Regions from separate parts of the Homo sapiens genome. Here region 2 is linked to region 1. Evidence: read pairs that join two places in POLR2A ChIA-PET (ENCODE). Cell type or tissue: PC-9. All regions are shown on one strand.

Region 1 (8,000 bases):
AGGAGAATGGCGTGAACCCAGGAGGTGGAGCTTGCAGTGAGCTGAGATTGGGCCACTACACTCCAGCCTGGGCGACAGAGCAAGACTCTGTCTCAAAATAAATAAATAAAATAAATAAAGATAAATAAAATTTGTTAGTAGCAGCTGATATTCTCTAATTTCTCAAAAATATTTCTCATACTGGCAAAAATAATTCTGGATGTAAAATCTAAGAGGGTTTTACAGAATCTCACCTCTCGAGGGCACAAGTAAACATACCCATTACCAAAGATAACAGTAAATTTAGAATTAAAAAATAACTTGAAATATGGAAAAAGTTTTAAAGAATCTGCTGTTTATCACTGTTACTTAATGGAGACCAGATGACCAAAAAAAAAAAAGTTTCAAAAAGAATTCCCTAGGTAGCTTGTTCATTTCATAATTGTTTGGGTTTTTATTCACAAAAACTTATGCAGTAAGTAATTTTATTTCAATAAATTTTTCCTATGATGAGTTGGGTTTCATAAAGACTCGGCAGAATGCCAAACCAGTGAGTTCTATGAATCTCATAGACTGCCATGCTTCAGAAATGTAATCAACATACAGGGAACTTTGCTATGAGGCAGATTCTCCTGCTAAAAATGATATGCCCAGGAGGGTTATGTTTAGCTAAAGTTAGGCTGCTCCAAAAACAACAGGAAACAGGAGAATGGCAAAATACAGAGGCATCCTGCTTAACCCCGCCTGCTGTGTCTAGAGTTTGTACATATGGTATAACATCAGGCAGTAAAACCCCTGCAGTACTTTGGAACAAGTTAAAGGACAAATTGTCAAACTTAATTCTGAATCTTCTTGCTATGGTTGGTTAGAGGTTAAAATGTCAGCTGTCAACTGATAGAGCAATGTAAAATGGGGCTGCCATACATGGATATTTTCTACCTATAGTAGGAATACCTCAAGGAGTCAGTGACTATCACTTTTCCTGTGGTAATCTGTACAGAAACTTTAATTGCCACCATCTCCATTTCATATTATAAGGTATGTTTATGTCTAACTTTAAAGAACCAGTGTGGGTTGAGTTACCCTCAACTGAGTTTTTAAAAGGCATGTAGAAAGGCTGTGGGGAAATACAATGTAAAATAAAAATGTTAACATGTATATAGTGTGGTAAGGATGCTAGGAGAAAATAGAGGCTTTAATGTTTTTGATTGGTGAATATAAAATTGTGTGCTTTCAAATACCGTTTTAGTCATTAAGGACTTTAACAGAATTTTAAAAAATTAATATCAAACTTTTTGGTGCACGTATTAGTAAGATTTACATGCCCTGCAAATGATACACGTAAGAATGTTGTAAAGACATATTAAGCGTATTTGTTAAGTTCTGTCAGGTGGTGCTTGCAAATGTCAGAATCTGAATGTGTACATTTCATCTTAAGAAACTGCTGGTGCAGTAATGAGGAAGTACCAAAGAGAGTCCCATATTTATATTATTCCATGTTTAGTTTGATCGTTAGTCATATATACATATGAAATGCGTGTGGAATGCTAATCAGCAGTAAACCATTACCTTTCCTGCTTAGACACTGTTCTGTTCTAAGAAGCCGGAGATCATCTCAACTAATAGACAGTTAAGTGCTGCTGAAGACAGTAATGATGTCAGAATGTTTCTTTGAGCATCCCTTGCTCTATGTTATGAAAGCGTCATTGCCTTTTCAGAGTCTCCTTACTGTAGAGTTCCACCTGGGCCTGTCTTTCATGACTTGAGGGAGACTGCTTGGGACTCTTGTTCCCTTGCTTTACTGTAAACCTGACCTGTCATATGATATGCCACGTTATGCTTTTCTTTATATCCAAGCTCTCTGCCAAGTGACAGCTGAGTAATAAGCTAAATAATGAGTGTTGGCATATTAATGGGCATAGTGGCTTTCTGTGACAGTGTCTTAACTGAAAACAGTTGCTCTAATTTAAAGAAATGTAGAGACTTCTTCTTAGGTCACTTGGGGAAGCAGGCAGGGCTCTTTTTTTTTTTTTAAATTATGCCTTATAGATTACTATAATAACTACTCTTGTTTTATTTGGCTCACTCTAACCTATGATAGAAGGTCCAGGTGAGTTGTCTTGAGTTTTTAGCCAGCAGTTTTTAAACTCTAGTATGCATCAGAATCACCTGTGGGACCTTTTAAAACACGGATTGCAGAATTTCTGTCAGTAGATTTGGTGGAGTACCTGATAGTTTGCACGTCTAACATGTTTTCAGGTGATGCTGCTGCTGCTGGTTCAGAGATGACACCTTGAAAACCATGTTCTGAGTTAACCATTTCCTATTTAAGAAGATGAGACTTCTGGTAGATGGCTTACTTTCAGAACTGAGTTAAAGTGTAGTTGTGTCATAATCTGCTATAAACCTCTCTAAAATTGAGCTATAAAGGGGGTCTGCTGCTGTAGTTTGGTATTGATTTAGCACATTCTTGTTCCATTTCTCTTAGTTCTTGTCACAACAAATTGTCTGCAGTTCTCTCTCAGTGCATATTATATATAGATACATACATATATATGTTATAATATATGAATTATATATAACATTTCCTTTTATTTATCATTTTTTATACCAGACACAAGATTTTGGATATGAAGTATTCAAAATAAGACCTTAATACAACTTCTGAAGTTTGCATGCAGTGGATTTTCAGTAAGAAATTGTTAATTGAAAGATAGGAAGACCGTACTATAGATCACAGGGATGGTCCTGGACGTCCCTTGGCCAACTCTGTACAGTCATGTACATCTTGGAAACATAGAATGATTAGGCCAGAAGGGCACACTAGGAGCCAGTCCTTCTGAATTTCTCCTGCAAGGTAGAATGGCACTTAAATCAGCTTTGACTAATGAAAAGATCTCCTGGTCTTCAGCACCTTTGGGGAAGAAGATGAGAAACTCTTGCTCAGTGGTCATACTTTTTAGGGCCACAGACCATGCCTTTCATCACAACCACGAACACTGATAATATAAAGGAGCAAGCTTCAGATGGAGGCCTACATGGTGAAACAGTGGGAGTGGGGCTTTGCCAGCCAGGAAGGAATGAAAGGGAGATGCATGCTGGGCGCGGTGGCTCACACCCATAATCCCAGCACTTTGGGAGGCCAAGGCAGGCCGATCACCTGAGGCCAGGAGCTCGAGACCAGCCTGCCCAACATGACAAAACCCTGGCTCCACTAAAAATACGAAAATTAGTCAGATGTGGTGGCGTGTGCCTGTAGTTCCAGCTAATCTGGAGGCTGAGGCATGAGAATCGCTTGAACCCAGGAGGCTGAGATTGCAGTGAGCCGAGATTGTGCCACTGCAGCCTGGGTGACAGAGCAAGACTCTGTCTCAAAAAAAAGGAAAGAAAGGAAGATACACTACAGGCGGCTGACAGTGAGCACCAGTGAGAGCATGCACTCTAAGCTCAGGATTTATTAAAAGCAAGGATGTTGAGGAATTAATAAATCTTTTATAATATAGAGAACACAAAATTTTATATGTTTGTATCTAATAATGTTTTTATTTTTATTTATTTATTTATTTATTTTATTATACTTTAAGTTTTAGGGTACATGTGCACAACGTGCAGGTTTGTTACCTATGTATACATGTGCCATGTTGGTGTGCTGCACCCATTAACTCGTCATTTAACATTAGGTATATCTCCTAATGCTATCCCTCCTCCCTCCACCCACCCCACAATAGGCCCCGGTATGTGATGTTCCCCTTCCTGTGTCCGTGTGTTCTCATTGTTCAATTCCCACCTATGAGTGAGAACATGCGGTGTTTGGTTTTTTGTCCTTGCGATCGTTTGCTGAGAATGATGGTTTCCAGCTTCATCCATGTCCCTACAAAGGACAGGAACTCATCATTTTTTATGGCTGCATAGTATTCCATGGTGTATATGTGCCACATTTTCTTAATCCAGTCTATCATTGTTGGACATTTGGGTTGGTTCCAAGTCTTTGCTTTTGTGAATAGTGCTGTGATAAACATATGTGTGCATGTGTCTTTATAGCAGCATGTTTTATAATCCTTTGGGTATATACCCAGTAATGGGATGGCTGGGTCAAATGGTATTTCTAGTTCTAGATCCCTGAGGAATCGCCACACCGACGTCCACAATGGTTGAACTAGTTTACAGTCCCACCAACAGTGTAAAACTGTTCCTATTTCTCCACATCCTCTCCAGCACCTGTTGTTTCCTGACTTTTTAATGATTGCCATTCTAACTGGTATGAGATGATATCTCATTGTGGTTTTGATTTGCATTTCTCTGATGGCCAGTGATGGTGAGCATTTTTCCTTGTGTTTTTTGGCTGCATAAATGTCTTCTTTTGAGAAGTGTCTGTTCATGTCCTTCGCCCACTTTTTGATGGGGTTGTGTGGTTTTTTCTTGTAAATTTGTTTGAGTTCACTGTAGATTCTGGATATTAGCCCTTTGTCAGATGAGTAGGTTGCGAAAATTTTCTCCCATTTTGTAGATTGCCTGTTCACTCTGATGGTAGTTTCTTTGGCTGTGCAGAAGTTCTTTAGTTTAATTAGATCCCGTTTGTCAATTTTGGCTTTTGTTGCCATTGCTTTTGGTGTTTTAGACATGAAGTCCTTGCCCATGCCTATGTCCTGAATGGTAATGCCTAAGTTTTCTTCTAGGGTTTTTATGGTTTTAGGTCTAACGTTTAAGTCTTTAATCCATCTTGAATTGATTTTTGTATAAGGTGTAAGGAAGGGATCCAGTTTCAGCTTTTTACATATGGCTAGCCAGTCTTCCTAGCACCATTTATTAAATAGCGAATCCTTTCCCCATTTCTCATTTTTGTCAGGTTTGTCAAAGATCAGATAGTTGTAGATATGCGGCGTTATTTCTGAGGGCTCTGTTCTGTTCCATTGATCTATATCTCTGTTTTGGTACCAGTACCATGCTGTTTTGGTTACTGTAGCCTTGTAGTATAGTTTGAAGTCAGGTAGTGTGATGCCTCCAGCTTTGTTCTTTTGGCTTGGGATTGACTTGGCAATGTGGGCTCTTTTTTTGGTTCCATATGAACTTTAAAGTAGTTTTTTCCAATTCTGTGAAGAAAGTCATTGGTAGCTTGATGGGGATGGCATTGAATCTATAAATTACCTTGGGCAGTATGGCCATTTTCACGATATTGATTCTTCCTACCCATGAGCATGGAATGTTCTTCCATTTGTTTGTATCCTCTTTTATTTCATTGAGCAGTGGTTTGTAGTTCTCCTTGAAGAGGTCCTTCACGTCCCTTGTGAGTTGGATTCCTAGGTATTTTATTCTCTTTGAAGCAATTGTGAATGGGAGTTCACTCATGATTTGGCTCTCTGTTATTGGTGTATAAGAATGCTTGTGATTTTTGCACATTGATTTTGTATCCTGACACTTTGCTGAAGTTGCCTATCAGCTTAAGGAGATTTTGGGCTGAGACAATGGGCTTTTCTAGATATACAATCATATCATCTGCAAACAGGGACAATTTGACTTCCTCTTTTCCTAATTGAATACCCTTTATTTCCTTCTCCTGCCTGATTGTCCTGGCCAGAACTTCCAACACTATGTTGATTAGGAGTGGTAAGAGAGGGCATCCCTGTCTTGTGCCAGTTTTCAAAGGGAATGCTTCCAGTTTTTGCCCATTCAGTATGATATAGGCTGTGGGTTTGTCATAGATAGCTCTTATTATTTTGAGATACGTCCATCAATACCTAATTTATTGAGAGTTTTTAGCATGAAGGGTTGTTGAATTTTTTCAAAGGCCTTTCCTGCATCTATGGAGATAATCATACGGTTTTTGTCTTTGGTTCTGTTTATATGCTGGATTACGTTTATTGATTTGCATATGTTGAACCAGCCTTGCATCCCAGGGATGAAGCCCACTTGATCATGGTGGATAAGCTTTTTGATGTGCTGCTGGATTCAGCTTGCCAGTATTTTGTTGAGGAATTTTGCATCTATGTTCATCAGGGATATTGGTCTAAAATTCTCTTTTTTTGTCGTGTCTCTGCCAGGCTTTGATATCAGGATGATGCTGGCCTCATAAAATGAGTTAGGGAGGATTCCCTCTTTTTCTATTGATTGGAATAGTTTCAGAAGGAATGGTACCAGCTCCTCCTTGTACCTCTGGTAGAATTCGGCTGTGCATCCATCTGGTCCTGGACTTTTTTTGGTTGGTAAGCTATTAATTATTGCCTCAATTTCAGAGCCTGTTATTGGTCTATTCAGGGATTCAACTTCTTCCTGGTTTCATCTTGGGAGGGTGTATGTGTTGAGGAATTTATCCATTTCTTCTAGATTTTCTAGTTTATTTGTGTGGAGGTGTTTACAGTATTCTCTGATGGTAGTTTGTATTTCTGTGGGATCGGTGGTGATATCTAATAATGTTTTTAAATGATGTTTCCAAATTGTCATGGTCACCAGTTTAGTTTTTTACATACTTTTTTTTTCTAAAAAGCTTGTTTTCTAAGCCTTAACGTGGGAAAGATTTTTATTGTTTTGATGCTTTCCTGTGAAGTTTCTAAGTTCTCCATATCAGGATTCAATGGAATATTCTTTTTTTTTTTTTGAGACGGAGTTTTGCTTTTGTCGTCCAGGCTGGAGTGCAATGGTGTGATCTCGGCTCACTGCAAACTCTGCCTCGTAGGTTCAAGCGATTCTCCCGCCTTGGCCTCCTTAGTAACTGGGATTACAGGCGCCTGCCATCATGCCTGGCTAATTTTTGTATTTTTAGTAGAGACGGTGTTTCACCTTGTTGGCCAGGCTGGTCTTGAACTCCTGACTTTAGGTAATCCACCCGCCTCAGTCTCCCAAAGTGCTGGGATGACAGGTGTCAGCCACTGCACCCAACCTCAATACAATATTCTTTTAGCTTTCTAGTAGGCTTAAAAATCACCAGAGAGCTTATTCCATGTAAACAGTCCAAGGCCTAGCCCCAGAGAGACTGCTGGGAAGGTCTGGGTGGGGCCCAGGGAGCACTTTGAACAAACTCCCCACGTGTTCTAGACACAGATGGTCCACAGACCATATTTGGAGAAATACAAACCAATTTTATTTGCCTAAAACCTCATATTGTACTAGTATTGGCATGTAGACTTACACCACTGTTAAGCTTAGAGTGAATCATTGTTACCTCTGCAGTGGTCATTTTGGGGGTGATGTGATTTGAGCTGCAGAACATCAGAACTGGTGTAGGAACAGATGCATTTATTGTTGGTTTTGCTTTTATATTGCTTGCTGACCTTAGGTGATGGTTAGCCTTGTATATACACTCATAAAAAAGAATGAAATATTTTCCATGCTATACTTAGATGAGGACCATATTTTGATGTATGACTCCAGCTACAAATTGCAAACCCCACCATCATTCCCAATGCTGTGTTTTTCCTCCTTCGTCCTGCAACAATGTGATGTTGCTGCTACATGTTCTGGTAGAGTAGGCTCAGATCTAGTTTCTTTTTTGCCAAATTTATCAGTTTTTCCCCGTTTTGAGTTACTATTTTTTACTTTTTAACTTTGTATTTTTGAAGTAAAAATAATAATCATAGTAAGTCTTAAAATAGTGGGATATAGAGTTTTCCATTATACTTGGACTTATTAGCAGCTATGCAACACTTTTTCGCTAGAATTATTTATTTTTGACCTGGTTCAGTTCTCCATTTACTTTAGGCAGAGTAGAGTCTTTCTAAGAGAGTTGTTTGATTTTTAACTTACTTCCCTTAGTTTCACCAGCAAACACAGCCGTAGCCAGATACCCCTGAGGCCATGGTCAGTATGGATTAGTTAACCTCACTAACAGACTGAAATGCAAATTGTTGACCTATCTTGTGAAAACAAATTGTTAGTCACAAAGGAAACCAACTGAGGAATGTAAATTCATAAACATTTCCATAGAAAGAACTCAAAAACCACACTCAAGAGATCTTTACATCATTCTGTGTATCATATCATACTTACATATCAATGATACTTACATGATTCAATGTAAATATCGTGAG
Region 2 (8,000 bases), 540 kb after region 1:
TCCAATAACATAAGAAAAATAATCTGTAACATTCATTACATCAACATATTGTCTACATCAATGTCAAAAGCCAGTTAATAAAATTAAGTATTCTTAATAAAACTCTAAGAGACAAAGAACTGAAATATGAAAATTACCAAAACTTAATAGCAAATATCGTATTATTAATAATTGGTGTAGTGCAAACATTTCCATTAAAATCAGAAATAAGATAAGGATATCCCCCTATCATTCAACATTGTTTTAAATAGTGTAGCTAATGTAATAAAATTTTGAAAATCAAACAAGCAATACAAATATTGAAAGATGTATAGTTTTTTTCAGTGCTCCACCCACAAAATCCAAATGTCCATAATAGCTAATTAAAATAATTAAGGTTAATTGTTAAATTAACTCATTAAATTATTAAATTAAATTAATTAAGGTTAATATATTATATATAAAACAAATTGATTCCTTTTCTCTATACCTCCAATAACTAAATAGAAATGGGGAAAAATCCTACTCTAGTATCGGTAATAAATGCATGGAATAAATTTGATACAGGAATCTAAATTTGTCACGAGAAAAAGGCACAGCATCTATTTTTTTAAAAAAACTTGTAAAATCTTAAAGGACATAAGACATTGGAATGACATATTCCTGGATACAGAATCTTAAAACAATAAAAATATCCATCTTTCTCAAATTAATGCAGTTTAACTCAGTATTACATTTCTTAGGAATGCTTTCACCTGCAAGAAAACATTCAACTAACAGTGGCTTTAGTCACATTTAATTATCTCCCATAAAAAGAAGTCTGGAGAAAGGAAATACAAGGACAATGTAGTGGTTCCCTAACATGCTAAAAACCCAGGCTCCTATCTTTCTGCCTTAAGATTGCTGCTTTGTGGCTTCATGGTTCTGAGACGGCTACTGCAACTTCAGGCATCACTTCCAAGTTCAAGGCAGGGAAGAAATGGATAAAGGAGTGATGCTGCTATTTTTTAAAATCAAAAAAGCAAATGCTTTTCTAGAAGTCTACCAGTAGACTTCCAATTATGGTCAGAGCCACGTCACAGAGCTACCTCTAGTTGCTAGCAGGCTGAGGAAGTGAGCACCCAGCTCTTCCAGTCGTTACAGTAGTGGAAGGAAAGGCAGAAGAACACTGAAAATGGGTATTTGCTTAACCAACTAAGTGTTAATGTATACCATAAATGTTAACCAAAATCCCATTTTTCCTCTCAATTTCCTCTGTCTCTCCAACTAGAATATAAATTGCAGAAGGTGGGAGTCTTTACCTTGATCATAAATTACTTGTTGGATAAACAGCATTAATGCCAACTAAAAATAGCCATGTTTTTTAAAATGGCATTTCTAAATGATAGATGCTTTAGTATATTACAGCCTTACCTTTAATTTTCAATACTGTGACTAAACACAGAATTATATAATAGGGAAGTTCATGTGGTCTCACCATTCTCCCAAACCCTGCCCAAAGGTGGTAGCATGACTGCCATTGTCTGATTGAAACACCACACGTGAATCTCTTAAGGTTTGTTGAGTGCTTATTGCATGTCAGAGACAGGGCTTAATGCTTTACATGCATGATCTTATTTGTATTCACAATAATTCCATAAGGAAAATACTAGTATTCCCATTTCACAAATGAGCAAAAAAATGAGGCATAGCTCAAAACAATACAAATTAGTTGCAGGGCGTGGATTAGAACGTAGGTCAACCTAACTCTGGATTCCAAGCTGTGAAACACCAAGCTTTACCACATCCACTGCTACAGCCCATTCCACTGCTAGAGGAGGGTTCTTTTATTGGGCTGATCCAATGGACCACTCTATTATTTGTACTCATTGTCTTAGTTCTGGAGGAAAGTGCAGAATTCTATTCACTCTACTACATGATCACCCTCTGAGACTTCAGAATTATTTCCAAACACTGTTATTTTGGTTACCTGCTTGTATTAGTCAGGGTTGTCTACAGAGACAGGATGAATAGGATAGATGGATATATGAAAGGGAGTTTAAGGAGTACTGACTCACATGATCCACAAGGTAAAGTCCCATAACAGGCCACCTGCAAGCTGCGGAGCAAGAAAGCCAGTCCGAGTTCCAAAACCTCAAAAGTAGGGAAGCTGAAAGTGCAGCCTTCAGTCTGTGGCAGAAGGTCTGAGAGCCCCTGGCAAACCACTGGTGTAAGTCCAAACGTCCAAAAGCTAAAGAACTTGCAGTCCAATGTTCAAGGGCAGGAAGCATCCAGCATGGGAGAAAGATGAAGACCAGAAGACTCAGCCAGTCTCATCCTTCCACGTTCCTCTGCTTGCTTTTATTCTAGCCACGCTGGCAGCTGATTAGATGGTGCCCACTCAGATTGAGGGTGGGGCTGCCTCTCACAGTCCATTGATTCAAATGTTAATCTCCTTCGGCAACCCTCTCACAGACACACCCAGGAACAATACTTTGCATCCTTCAATCCAACCAAGCTGACACTCAATATTAACCATCACACTGCTTTTGGGTTAAACAGTTTATAGGATGCCCCCTTAAAATGTAGTAGCCAAAGGAAACAACACCACGGAGCTATTTACTAGATATATAGACTATCTTGTCGATTAAACTGCCATTAAATCTACACTTCAATGTTGTCTAAGATTGCAACATTTTTCTTAACAAGGCTTGTAATATTTTTGGCCAACAAACTTTCCAAAACTTTTTCAAATAATTTGTTGCCAAACCAGGTGTCCTCCGATGAGGACTTAACGTTTAGCCATGTTGTTTCAACTGTCTTGATCCAGTTCTTCTGACCTAGTTGGGCATAATGCCCTTTAGATGCACATTTATATTTACACATATGCACACAGACTGCACAAACGTAACCCCCATACGCTCCACACAAAACTGAATACATTTACCTCAATTAATGTTGATTAAAAACAAACGTACATATAGTTAGTTCCTTCATCCCTTTAGTTAAGTAAAAATAAGTATTTCAGTTCAATACAGGAAGCATCAAAATATTTAAATACTTCTTTATACACACTGTGAAGAAAAATGTTATAAAAACATTTAACTGGTGATTGTGACAATTTGTATATAAATGTCGTATTGTAAAAAAAAATTTCTAACACATATTACAGTAACTAATTCTCACTAGGAACAAATCTGAGAATCTGCACCATGCAACTAAAATTTTCTTCCTTTGATAAAGCGGCTGAAAATTGAGAAGCAAGTTTATAATATCAATTTGTTGTGACTCACGCAAATTAATCTATTAAATTAATTTAAATTAAAATTAATTTATTTAAATGTAACTCATGTAGGACATGCTTGTTTTAATGTTACAGTGAGTTTTTTATTTATGAATTACATAGAAGCAGAATTAAGTCATATTACTTCATTGTTTACAATGGAAAAAATAAGTTTTAAGTAGTGTTATTTTTCATTGCTCAAATTCTATTCAATTCTTATACACCAAAGGAGCATCTACATGTCATTTAGCGTTTAGAGGATTAATTTATAAACTCATGGATTCCAGAGTAGCTGATGAAGAAATGACCTAAGAGTCTTTATAAAAAACTTATTTTTCTTATTTGTAAAGTAGCAACCACAAGGTGAAATTGTTTTTTTTTTTTATACAACAGCAACAACGACAACAAAAAACAACTACTAGGGAGAAAAAAGAATGATTCCCCACTAATACAAATTCATTCTCTATTGTACTAAACTCACACATTCAGATTATAGTTTCACCTTCATTTAAAATAAGTTAATTCACTTCTGGCTGTTAGTCTGAATTACTGAAAAGGTTTAAACTTTTTTTTTAATTGTGGACAAGTCCAATTAACCAGTAAAAAATTTCCAACAATGCTTGGAAAATGTTTCACCCATAAAGCAATTTCCTTAAGATGTAAGCAAGTGGCAGAAAAAAGAAAAACAATGAAAGTATGGTGAACACTGTAGCTTCAATTAAAAAAAAAAACAACCAAAGTATGAAGTTTAGCCCATGTTTGATTTCAAGAAATGCTTATAAGCAGAACGCTACTGACCTCTTGTGTATCAAGAATGTAACATAACACAAGTGCCAAAAATGGTATCTCCTAAAACTACTAAAAGACAAGGTTTAAGTAGCTTGTTTTCCCAACCAGGTAGGGAACTATTAGAGCAGAGGACACTTGACTGAGTGCTTTTATATGTTTGTTGTCTCAAAACTTTTTACTGAATCAATAAAGATGATTATTTTGATTTTTTATTGTTGCTGAAAATATATAGCAGAGAATACAACAAATTAAAGTAATAAATTTAGGACTTTTAAAAACTCTCATTTATTTTGGTAAGCCTAAAAAGCAAAAATTTGAGTTTCCATTTTAATGCTGACTATCCAATCTGTCCTGTTTTCAAATGCAAAAGTGCTTAAAAACAGCAAAGGCAAAACAAAATAGGACTTTATTGCCGTAGCCTTACACTACATTGCTTGAAGCAGTCTTTTAATCTGTTAAGTGACCTAAGAACAAAGTCCTAGCACTTTGGGAGGCGGAGGCGGGCGTATCACGAGGTCAGGAGATCAAGACCATCCTGGCTAACACGGTGAAACCCCATTTCCGCTAAAAATACAAAAAAAAAAAAATTAGCCGGGTGTGGTGACGGGCGCCTGTAGTCCCAGCTACTCGGGAGGCTGAGGCAGGAGAATGGCATGAACCCGGGAGGCGGGGCTTGCAGTGAGCCGAGATGGCGCCACTGCACTCCAGCCTGGTCGACCGAGCGAGCGAGACTCCTGCGCTCCAGCCTGGGCGACCAAGCGAGACTCTGTCTCAAAAAAAAAAAAAAAAAAAAAAATTCGTGGTAAATCTCTGTTCACCATCAGATTTCATCCAAGTTTTCTCTGATCGATAAATATTCCACTTGAAAGACCCAATCTGATGGTACAGGTAGGGAAAGATAGAGCTAAATCTATAGCCTTTGGTTTTCTAATTTAGAACACTTTCTCCCCTCCCCACTCCAAGAATAGACCTAAAAAGTAGAAGTATAAAGATGTTCCACTTTTAATGCAGAAATGTAGACAATTAGCTAGTTATTACTGTCAGTTGTACCCTCCCACCACCTCAAAACAAGCTACATTCTTTAAATGTTCTAAGCAACTTCTAGTCATATTTATGCACATCAGCTTACACGCTATATGTGTGAAAAGTGGGATATTCTTTCAGCATCAACTTGTGATTTCATAATTGCTGAAATTCTTTAAAGGAATAAAAAGTTATAGACTGCTTTTGTGACAATAAAATCAAACTTTAATTGGGGAGCCAGATAATATTGCCTTTTCTTTCCAAAATTTTAATTTATACTTTTTAGTAAAAAACATAACACATTTCTCATTCATTTAACCAATTAATCCAAAGGAAAAAAGTGAAGTACTATAATCACAGGTACACTAACAAACACTTTTACAAAGACATTCAGAAATATTTGCAGCAGGTTTTATAAGACTCTGATATAAAACAAAGTAAAATAAAACGTTTTGAAATGGCAAAATCGGTTTACCTAGCCTGAATTGCTTCAAAGAGGCATTTGCACTTCTTGTCCTGGCTTAATAAAACAAAGTAAAATAAAACATTTTGAAATTTCAAAATCAGTTTAGCCTAAATTGCTTCAAAGAGGCATTTGCACTTCTTGTCCTGGCTTAAAAACAAACCCTGAAATTACTTTCTTTTATCCAAATCAATTGACCATATTAATCTGCATAAAGTCTATGAGGATACGTTTTGATAAATGCTATAAACACAAAATTAAGGCAAATCTGATAGTTATTGTCAAATAAATAGCACATTTAGAAGGGCCTTTGTTAATAAAATGCCTCTAATGTATCCAGAGGTATAGATTTCAAAGGGCAAGTCTGTACCTGTTGCACATCTGATTCTCACAGCATTCATGAAAGAGGAGACAATGATATTCCCATTTCACTGAAAACTAAGGTGACTTGTTTAAGGTCATACAGTCCGATCAGTGGCACCAACACATTTACCAATGGCCTTGGAATACAGAGTACAGGGCTTCCTGTTGGTAGATTTACCTTCCTAACCTCACGGAGATGTGATCCAAGTATCAAAACAAGTGTGAGTCCCTTCAGGTCTGGAAAATACTCCAGCCATAACAGGTGAAGAGGAAAGTCAGCTCAAGATTTGTCATATGCTACACAATTTACAGTAAAACACTGGGAAAAGCAGGAAGCTGATGTGAGGAAGGGTGAAGAATGATTTGAAAGATTACAAAATGGCAAAGTTCCTCCAAAACCTATAATAAGCTAAAACAAACTGGAAAAAAAAAAAAAAAGGTCTTAATTGGGAAGCCAATATTCACACCAAAGGAGGGAGTGGGAGGAGAAGATGTAGGAGGAAAGCAGGAAATTATCATCTTAACAGCTCAAAGGATTTGGCACATATCCATGTTATCTAAATAATCTTGAAATTTCTTTGAGGTAGACAAATGTTAGGAATAAGTTGAGTTCATGTAAAACAAAAGAAAGAAAAAGAAAAAAAAAGAGAAGGAAGCTCTACAATCCTTAGTTATTTGTAAAAACCTCTTTTACTAAAGTGCTTAGATGCCAGCCATTTTATTCCTACATTTAAAGGCTGACTGACATTAAATATCTTATAGGTAATGGACAGAAGCCAAGTTGGGCTTTAAAAAAGGCCTAAAAGCCTATCAAAGTTTACAGTACACTTCTAACTTTTTATACCTTCTTTACTTGGAAATTATTGTTTTCTCCTCCTTGTCCCTTGGTAAGCTCCTCCTCAGTTTTCAAGTCTGAGCTCAAATTCACTTCTCCTGCGAAGTATCCATGATTCCCTCAGTCAAATGCAGCACTCCTACTCCAAAAGTCCCACTATGCTCCAAGGTCGCTTTTGCTGTGTTGTGACTGTTTGCCTGCTTGTCTCCCCACTAGACTGCAAGCTACTCAAAAGGCAATCCTGCTTTTTCATTTTTAAGTCGTCAAGACACAGCACTCTGTGGGTACTCAAATTAATCAATAGTTCATCTTATTTACAATCTCTCAAGCAGCTCATTTTATGTTAGTTGCACAATCTGGAGGTCTGGAGTTCTTCACATGAAATTTAATAAATTATCATGCAAGCTCATTTTTATTCCCATTTTTTTTACCCAGGGAGAATCAGTCTACCAGGGCAAATAATGAGGTTACCACCTTAGTCCCTCTTCCCAACCCCATTTTTTAGTTACTTTCCTTTCATTAAAATATCCTTATGCACTTACAAATAAAACTAAGTCCCAAGAGGGCAACAAAATATAAGATTCTTAATGATACAAAAACAAATCTTTCTGATACTAGATCTTTTATACTAGAAAAATAAATTCTTGTGCTTGAACATCATTTTTAAGCACTTAGTGAATTGAGAATCTGAACTGCCACTTGAAATATTCCCAGGAAAGAAACATTATGAACCAAATGAAGGAACATAGCTATTCAAAGGGACATATTTTTGTACTTGTTTTGCTCCAATTTCTGCTACATAGACTGCTCCAGTCTTTCTGTCGACTTCTAGGAGATGTGGCAAAACTTGATCTGCTAGTTGGATTGTGCTGATCACAGAACACTCCCCAATGCTTCCCACTGGGGGTGCTGCTACGACTGAGAGCCTGCTAAGATTCAGCTGGGCCACAATCAAGTACTTCCCATCAGGAGTAAACCTAAGGAGAAAGACATTTAACATAATAAATGTCTGTGAAAAAACATAAGGGTATTTTTTTTCAACATTTTAATCCCCTACTGTGCCAAACAACAGTAGGCACCTACTTGCTGAATGATTCTTTTAAGAAGAATTTTAATTTGATCTAATTCTGTTTATGAAGGAATAAGATGTCCATGATGGTAAGCAAAGCCAAAGATTAGCTTAAATTTGTTAAAAGTATCAATATCATAGTCCACAAAATGAAATTAATGAAGAATTGATGTTAGGCTGGGTTTGATTTTTGTCCTGTTTAAACATTTACCAAATA

Evidence for each region. ChIA-PET counts read pairs that join two places held together with the same protein. Peaks named below come from ENCODE experiments on the same cell type or tissue, not always from the same donor. Only the 100,000 strongest peaks of a DNase experiment are listed, where the experiment ranks them.
Region 2: POLR2A ChIA-PET joins it to region 1 with 13 read pairs; 4 of 35 experiments call an interaction of 5 or more read pairs at or near these places.

Annotation. Positions count from the first base shown.
Region 1 is chr13:39,590,668-39,598,667 of GRCh38, reverse strand. All of the region lies in intron 2 of LHFPL6 (LHFPL tetraspan subfamily member 6), which reads left to right. Among named protein-coding and RNA genes, the nearest start is that of LHFPL6, 8.5 kb to the left of the region's middle. In PC-9, no CTCF peak of the experiment used is centred here; no DNase peak of the experiment used is centred here.
Region 2 is chr13:39,047,365-39,055,364 of GRCh38, reverse strand. It overlaps NHLRC3 (NHL repeat containing 3), which reads right to left. Exons shown (of 7, transcript NM_001012754.4): 7 at 5,256-7,691. The coding sequence ends at 7,439. It overlaps LOC105370169 (a long non-coding RNA gene), which reads right to left and starts at 2,293. Exons shown (of 5, transcript NR_187783.1): 1 at 2,037-2,293. In PC-9, CTCF peaks have their summits at 3,816, 4,019 and 7,597; a DNase peak (open chromatin) is centred at 7,604.